Linked DNA regions of Homo sapiens: region 2 is linked to region 1. Evidence: chromatin contacts called from ENCODE Hi-C or POLR2A ChIA-PET data. All regions are on one chromosome and are shown on one strand. The core of a region is the stretch at or near the end of the contact, and the rest is flanking DNA. Distances in the headings are between cores, read along the strand shown.

Region 1 (4,437 bases), core at 1,013-3,512:
GCGCGATCTTGACTCACTGCAAGCTCCGCTTCCCAGGTTCACGCCATTCTCCTGCCTCAGCCTCCCGAGTAGCTGGGACTACAGGTGCCCGCCACAACACCAGGCTAATTTTTTTTTTTTTTTTTGTATTTTTAGTAGAGATGGGGTTTCACCGTGTTAGCAAGGATGGTCTCGATATCCTGACCTCATGATCCGCCTGCCTCGGCCTCCCAAAGTGCTGAGGCGTGAGCCACCGCGCCCAGCCGAAATGCCACTATTAAAGCTTCATGTTGCGTTGGATGCCGTGGCTCATGCCTGTAATCCCAGCACTTTGGGAGACTGAGGAGGGCAGATCACTTGAGTCCAGGAGTTCAAGACCAGCCTGGGCAACATGGTGAAACCCCATCTCTACTAAAAATGCAAAAATATTAGACGGGCGTAGTGGCATGTACCTGTGGTCCCAGCTACTCAGGAGGCTGAGGTGGGAGGATTGCTTGAGCCAAGGAGGCAGAGGTTGCAGTGAGCCATGATTATACCACCACACTCCGGCCTGAGTAACAGAGCCAGACCCTGTCACGAACAAACAAACAAACAAACAAAAACATTATGTTTTTCAGCATGAAGCAGTGATGAGCAACTTGAGGACTGAGATCTACATGGAAGAACCACCAGACTGGTGAATGATTTTCAGGATGAATGTCCAGATACTAACTTGTTAGTGACTAAAAAGCCATGACAGTTTCCTCATTGACATTTCTTTTATTCAGTAAAGCAAGTATTCCAAGTCTTGAGAATCTATGTTGTTTTCCTTGCATTTTCATTTCATGGAAAATAAATGGTATGCAAAGAAGGCTGCTCACCTCTGGTTTAAGAGTTTGAATACTGTTAAAATGCAAATCATCACAGAAGAGTGCAGCTTAAAAACAACAACAACAACAACTTTATTTTTTAGAGCAGTTTTAGGTTCACAGCAAAATTGAGAGGAAGATACAGAGATTTCCTATGTACCCACTTCCTTCATAAAGTCATAGCCTCCTGAATTATCCACATCCCCCACCAGAGTGGTACATTCGTTACAATGATGAACCCACACTGACACATCATTGTCATCCAAAGTTTACATTAGGGTTCACTCTTTATGTGCATTCTGTGGGTTTGGACAAATACATAATGAGATGTATCCACTATTAGACCATACAGAGTAGTTTCACTGCCCTGAAAATCCTCTGTGCTCTGCCTGTTCATCCCTCCTTCCCCCTAACCTCAGGTAACCACTGATCTTTTCGACTTCTCCATAGTTTAGCCTTTTCCAGAATGTCATATGGTATGTAACTTTTTCATATTAGCTTCTTTTGCTTAGTAATACGGATTTAATATTTCTCCATGTCTTTTCATGGTGCGGTGGCTCATTTGTTTTTAACATTGAATAATATTCCATTGTCTGGATGTTACTATAGTTTATTTATCCATTTGTAACCAAATAGCTTAACTTCAAAATGCATTTTTTTTAAATGTCCCCTTTCTCTTTTCTCCCTAGTCTTTAAATACAACCTTGAAGCAAACTGCAGAAGCCTTTTCCTGTAAGCTTAAGGTAGACTCTATGTCCCACCCTTTCCCACCATATACTCCTTTTGCATTTATCTAACTGTATGCTAGTATCTAAATATGTTCTTACTTAGAAGTTCCAGGGGCTAATCTTTTTTTTATGGAATACACAGGGATTTAATATAGTATGATCTAAAAATTATCAAAAGCTGCCTTCCAAGGGCTAATCTTGAGACAGAAAGACCAAGCCTGGAGACCCAGCTGCAAAATTCCAGAGATTACCTCAAGGCAGCTAGTCAACAACCCGGCCATTGTTCCAGGTGGACTGAGACCCAAGATAGCAACCAAACAAGACACATGGATCTTGTACTCAGCACAACTCCTGCATGCTTCACATGTCAAGTTCCTCTTATTTTTTTTTTTTTTTTTTTTACAGAATTTGTTCTGTCGCCAGGCTGGAGTGCAGTGGCGTGATGTTGGTTCACTGCAGCCTCCACCTCCTGGGTTCAAGTGATTCTCCTGCCTCAGCCTCCCGAGTAGCTGGGGTTACAAGCAAGCGCCACCACACCCAGCTAATTTTTTTATTTTTAGTAGAGAGGGGTTTCATCATGTTGGCCAGGATGGTCTTGATTTCTTGACCTTGTGATCTGCCCTCCTCGGCCTCCCAAAGTGCTGGGACTACAGGCATGAGCCTCTATGCCTGGCCAAGTTCCCTTTTTTAAACTCTTGTTTTCTCCCCAGAAATTTAAAGTGATTACTTTGGATGGGGATCTGGTCACTTTCACTTCTGCTTTACTAGTTTTGGTTAATAAAGTCACTTTCTTTCTACCATATCTCACTCTTGTCATTGGACCTTGCAAGTGGCAAAGCAGCCAGACCCGTGCTCGGTTACACATTCACCTACTGAAGGATATCTTGGTTGCTTTTAAGAATTGGTTATTATGAATAAAGCTGAGTGCAGCCCTTTTTGTATGGAAGGAAGAGCATTTTGGCAAGGGTGCTGAAGGCATAGAAATGGTAGAAAGGGGCAGGAGATTAATGTGGGGAAGGGAGTTGGGGCAACCCACCCCGTACACAGCTCTGCCTGTGGCCAGCCCTGCTCAGAATATACTGGGCCTTAGAGCCCCATAGCAGAGGAAATGAGGCTGTGGCATGCAGGGCAGCTGGCCTGGTGCCCTCCTAAGTAGCTGTCAATCCCATGGAGCCCTCCACTAGTAGCCTCCAAGAGCTGCCTAGATGTTAGAAGAGAAATCTGTCCTTTTTAAAGCCAGAAAGTCCCCCCTTCCAGAGAAGGGACTCTTTCCTCAACCTGGAGCTCAGAGGAGAATCTGTGCTGGAAAGGCTAACGGAGTCTTGATCAGTGGGAGCACTCCTTGGGGGAGCACTCCTCAGGGGAAACACTTCTCAGGGGGACCTCTCCTCAGAGGGAATACCCTTCAGGGAAGCACTTCTCAGGGGCACTTCTCAGGGGAGCACTCCTCAGCGGGAGCACATCTCAGGGGAACTCTCCTCAGAGGGAACACTCTTAGGGGTAACTCTCCTCAAGGGAAACACTCCTCAGGGGAGCACTCCTCAGGGGGAGCATTCCTCAGGGGGGAACACTCCTTAGGAGGAGCACTCCTTGAGATTACCGCAAGGCAGCTAGTCAACAACCCGTCCATTGTTCCAGGTGGACTGAGACCCAAGATAGCCACCGAAACAAGACACATGGATGTTGTACTCAGCACAGCTCCTGCATGCTTCACACGTCAAGTTCTTCTTCTTTTTTTTTTTTCTTTTTTTTTCTTTTTTGACAGAGTCTCTCCTCAGAGGGAGCACTCCTCAGGAGTAATTCTCCTCAGGGGTAACTTCTCTTAAGGGGAAGTCTTCACAGGGACCATTCCTCAAAGGGAGCTTTCTTTCCTCTATGTGCTTTCCACCTGGCAGGGTCTCAGAGCCATATGTGCTCCCACTTCCTTACAGGGCAGGATCAGATACCACCATTTACACCCTCACTGAAAAGGCAGTCACACACACTCATACTGTAAGGGAGGAAAAATATCTTTTTCTTGACCCAACTTAGATTCATGGCTGAGGCCCCTGTAACAAAAAACAGATTAAAAAAAAAGAAAGGTCAAAAACAATGTATTTAACATAAATTTTACATGACACAGGAGCCCTCATCAGGAAATGAGGAAACAGGTAAGCCTGAATATTTTCATGCTAGGTTTGATGAAGCACGGACAATCGTGGAGAAATATGAGAGGAGGACAAAAGGGAACTATTAATGGTGACAAAACTGGGGAAAACTTAGCAAGCCTTGTTGTTCAGATTCCCCTCCATGTCCCTGTGTCTCCAGGGACAAGGATGCTCCTTTCCCCTGGGTGTAGGGAGGGAACCGTTCACCTCTCATGTGAAGGTTTTATGACCTGCTTCAGGGGAAGGTGAGAAAATCCTTCCTACGTTTTATGGAGAAGATTGGGGAAGGTTAGAGAGACTTTCCTGCACATGCTGTTTTCTCAAATTCCTTCAGCTTAGAATATTTTGGACTAGCATGTCCTGAGCCCCATCAACACTGATGCTTTCCCTTGCTAGGCCATGTGAACCTTATGAAAAAAAAATCTAGTGGCTTCTAGGAATTTCAGCAAGTATGTAAAGAAAATGCCAAGGACAGTCAGAGAACCCGTCTCTTTGCACCCCAAATCGTACTATGCTTGTGGCTGGTCCTGGAGTGCAACCTGGAGCTCTGAGAAGGGCTGGGAATTAATAATAAGCCATCTCTTCTGTGTGCTGCCCTGAGATGTGGGAGCACCTGGCTTGGACCCCTGCACAATGCAATTATTGTACCTTCAGCCCAGGGATCTGAGCCCCCTGAGCTGGCAGGAGCTCTCAGAACATCCACCGTGAGGCAGGCATGTGCTATGTGATGTCAGC
Region 2 (4,437 bases), core at 1,018-3,517, 53 kb after region 1:
CATGGGGGTTCATTGTAAATCTATTCCTTATATTCAAACATACTTTAGTGATGCTTGGAAATGTCATCATAAAAAGTTTAATGGAACAAAATATATGCTACGATAGGTGGCATATTATCTATACATTAATAATAACCAAATTCATATAGTATATTGAGGTTTACAGAGCACTTTTCATGTATAATTTAATATAATCCTAACCTCAGGCCTACAAGGTAGATTTTATTATTGTTATCTCACAGGGAACAATTTCAGAGTGGTTAAGTCAATGGCTCAGCAGTTCTGAGCTAGTAGGAGGCAAAAAATGAGATTCAGATCTAAGTCTTTGATTTCTAAATCCTATGCTCCACCTGGAGAGGGAGAAGAAAAGCTGGGTGATCCTGGTTAAGTCTCTTAACTTCTGAGCCTAAGGAAAAATGAGAACAATAATACTTAGCCTGCTTTCTTCCTAGTTGTTGGGAAACTCAGGTCTGAAAATTTCTAGAAAAGGACTTTGTGTATTGGGAAGTGCCTTATAAATTTAGATTGGCACATAGAGATTAGCTTTCTAGCAAAGAATGCTACAAAAAGGGAAGAAGGTGGAGAGCTCTGGGGGCTGGTTTTGGGCAATGCAGAGTTTGTTCTTGGTAACCTTTGCATTCCCCCCACATCTCAAAAATCCCTCCCTTGTGTTCGTATTAACTGATAACACGTAAGATGTTTTTCCTGTGGCGTACTTGAATGCTTCCCATCATCCCTGATGTGCTGCGTTGTTACTATCTTGTAGGAGCAGAGGCTGCACAACAGCTGTTTGTAACGGAAAGTTTTATGACTTGTTTTTAGACTGGTGAAATCAGCATGAAACTGCGTGGTATTTTCTGCTGTTGTCCAGAACTCCTCTACTAGATTATTTACACTAAGTCATTGATAGCCATGAATTTTCACTAAGCAACACTGGAAAACAAATGAGACACTTTTGATTCTCTAGGGGGAAAAAATGGAGTGGTACAGTTAAAATGACCCACATTAAACAATTACAGCTACAAAAACAAAAACCTCTTTGGGGACTGGGTACAGATATCTAAAAAGCCACGTCAAAATGGCAGCATCTGCTGGGTGTGGTAGCTCACGCCTGTAATCTCAGCATTTTGGGAGGCTGAGGCGGGTGGATCACTTGAGGTCAAGAGTTCGAAACCAGCCTGACCAACACGGCAAAACCCTGTCTCTACTAAAAATACAAAAATGATCTGGGCATGGTGGTGCGCACCTGTAATCCCAGCTACTTGGGAGGCTGAGACAGGAGAATTGCTTGAACCCGGGAGGCAGAGGTTGCAGTGAGCCGAGATCGCACCACTGCACTCTAGCCTGGGCGACAGAACAAGATGCTGTCTCAAAAAAAAATGAAAACTGGCAGCACCCAAACAACAACTTCAAAACATCTTGGTCTGAAACACACATTCAATGATGACAATGTAATTCTGCCAGTACACATTGAAATACTAACAGGAGCACCTAAATATACCTATATATTTTGTTTTAAATATATAAATTAAAATATCTCATTTGTGATTACTACTTTCATAGTAATAATTTCAGCCATAAGTAACTTCGGAAGACTCTTTACCTGTCTGTGTCTCCGTTTTCTTCACCATAAGTTAGGAATAATAATGATATCTATCTTGTGGGCTAAAAATTAAATAAGATCATATATGTAAAAGGAGGTTGTGCCTTGCTAAGGGCCTGGCACTGATCTAAATGCAGGTGCTAAATGTTGAGCACTGAAGTCTATAATAGCCGTAGGCACTGGGAGCCTGGAGATCAGTGTGGCTAAGAAAGGAGGGAGAGTTCTGTGGATAGCTCAGGACAAAGGTGTGGCTGCTGAGCCCCAGCAGTACTGGAAAGAGGAGGCCCAAATACTAGTGCTTGCACATGTGAGAAAACGTTAGAATCTTGATGCTGAGTATATGGGTGTTAACTGCAATTTTTTTCAATTTTTCTGAATATTCCAAAATTGTGATAATAAAATGTTGGGAAATAAAGTTATAAAATAAAATCTGGTATCTCCTCCAAACCTCCATGGCCATGGGTAGCCTGGGCAGAATAGATTGACAACAACTGACCAGGCTTATAAACCGATTAAATTGGCACTAGGGAGAGAGAAATGAGGGTTGGGGGTGAGCCCGGAAGAGCCAGAGGAAGCAGCGCTTTCCCGATGTGGTGGACACGGTGCTGGAACCCCAGCTCACAGAGATTCGCTGGTGCGGCCAGGAAAGTTTGCATCATTTGGAACATGTGTGCAGGACTTCTCCCCGCCAGACAAGCCATGCTCATTTCCAGTTCTGCTTCCAGCCTGCCTGGGGGAGCCTAGCATTACAAACAATTACTCTGCTCTCAAAATGGAAAATTTCAGTCCTAGGATTTCTACAGGAACTTCTGGAGCTTGTAGAAAAAAAAAAAAAGCACCTCGCTCCTCGAGAGCAAAATTAAATGGTAAAATTTCTAAATTACTGTAAACGTGGGTCTCACGTGTCTTGAAAATAGCATGTATGTGACTGCTAAGTGTTGTGTGGGTGATTCATCAGACTCTCATTTCTTGTTTTGGTTCTGGATAGCACAGGATGTGGATTAGAAAAGTATGGTGCAGTGCTTATGTCAAACACAGAGTAAGGGGTTGCCCTGCACAGTGGCAATTAACAATTACCAGAGTATGGTTCTCTTAAAATTTAGTCGAATGAGAGTATACATGTATATCTGAACTTTGGGCAAAGGTTTAAATATTTTAAATATTATTGAAGCCAATACACATCTGTTGAGCACCTACTATTTACAATGTGAATATGCATAAATTGCAACAAATAGTACTTTTTCTGTAATGTGTGAATTACGTAATTTCAGAAATGTGTCATTTTCAAACCTTTTGCAAGCACAATCATTTCACCTGTATCTCTCTTCAAGAATCATTCTAGGCTGGGCGCAGTGGCTCATGCCCTGTAATGCCAGCACTTTGGGAGGCCAAGGTGGGCAGATCACCTAAGGTCAGGAGTTTGAGCCCAGCCTGACCAACATGGAGAAACCCCGTCTCTACTAAAAGTACAAAATTAGCCAGGCGTGGTGGCACTTGCCTGTAATCCCAGCTACTCGGGAGGCTGAGGCAGGAGAATCACTTGAACCTGGGAGGCAGAGATTGCGGTGAGCCAAGATTGTGCCATTGCACTCCAGCCTGGGCAACTCCATCTCAAAAAAGAGTGAAACTCTATCTCCAAAAAAAAAAGACTCATTCTAGTCTTCACAGTCATGCAAGAATCAAATCTGGGGCAAAGTTGAGACACTACACTCAATTGGTTAGGAGTCACCGTCATTCTCCAGTTATATTGTCTGAGTGCTATACTTTTTTAAAAAAGATTGTTTTTAAAGTAAAAATGCTAGTGATTTGGAAGGGGATAAACTGAAAAGTCCACCTCCATAAAGCACCCCCAGTCTTGCCCCCTAGAGGTAACTCTGGCAACAGATCTTTGCATATGCTTCAATAAAATTTTTACACATACACAAGCATATGTGACCCAGATGTTGGCCGTCCGTCTCATCTGCTTGACTGACTTTCTTTTGGCCTCAGGCCATGCTTGACACACAAATCTCAGTCCTTGACCAGTATTTACAAGAAATCCAATCACATTAAGTATATCCTGATTTTTAAAGTATTATTAAAGATTGATGGGGTTAGAGAGAATGATCACAGTGTACAGCATCAACATCTCTGTCTCAAACAAAACAAAACTGTGTTCAACATGTCTCTCCACATTCTTACCAGCCCACACCACAAATTGGTCATGCTCCTCTCTGGCCTCTGTACACCATCTATTCTGACACACACAGCCTGTCATTCCTATCATTCCTGTTCCAAGGTCTCTGTTTCTCCAACCCAATCCCAATTATCTCCCAACCTCTCAAGCTGTAAGGATGCAATACATTTTTATTTCATCAGATCCTTTCAGATGGACATTAGGTTGCTCCCCATTTTTTTTTCTGTGTTAAACAATGTTATAATTAATATCTTAGAAGATACATCTTTGTACACTTGTGAGTTTGTTGCTGGGTAAATTCTTAGAAGTGCAATGCCTGGATCAAGAACATATACATTCACAATTGGGACATATTTTGACAAAATGTCCTTTAAAAATGATATGAATGTATATTCCCATAGGGTATGCAAGCATACACAGGGTTTCTCCACACTTGGGTCAACAGTGGATATTACTCCACTTTAGCGTCATCTTGGTTATCTTTACCAAATGAATGGTGAAAATTAGTACCTTATGGTTATTTTAATCTGCACTTCTTTAGTGATGAGTGGGATCAAAAGCCTCTTTTCATCTATGTGTTTGCCATTTGTATTTCCTTCTCTGTGAAATGCCGGTTCATCTACCAGCAAAAACCCTCTTGTTCTTGAAAGAAACATTT

What was found. A loop is a pair of places that touch in the nucleus more often than their neighbours do. ChIA-PET counts read pairs that join two places held with the same protein, here RNA polymerase II (POLR2A). Pooled maps may share reads with other maps.
Region 2: a loop to region 1 is called in a pooled map, with 2.1 times the contacts of the local background. The contact joins two enhancer-like sites. A Hi-C loop is called at or near these places in 5 of 50 pooled maps. POLR2A ChIA-PET finds 5 or more read pairs at or near these places in 3 of 52 experiments (WTC11, activated CD8-positive, alpha-beta memory T cell and activated naive CD4-positive, alpha-beta T cell).

Annotation. Positions count from the first base shown.
Region 1 is chr1:116,792,654-116,797,090 of GRCh38, forward strand. No RefSeq gene overlaps it. Among named protein-coding and RNA genes, the nearest start is that of CD2, 40 kb to the left of the region's middle. Within about 2 kb of position 2,263, at least 2 of the 41 ENCODE cell types and tissues checked have a DNase peak (open chromatin) inside an H3K27ac peak, as active enhancers do.
Region 2 is chr1:116,845,509-116,849,945 of GRCh38, forward strand. No RefSeq gene overlaps it. Among named protein-coding and RNA genes, the nearest start is that of PTGFRN, 62 kb to the right of the region's middle. Within about 2 kb of position 2,268, at least 6 of the 41 ENCODE cell types and tissues checked have a DNase peak (open chromatin) inside an H3K27ac peak, as active enhancers do.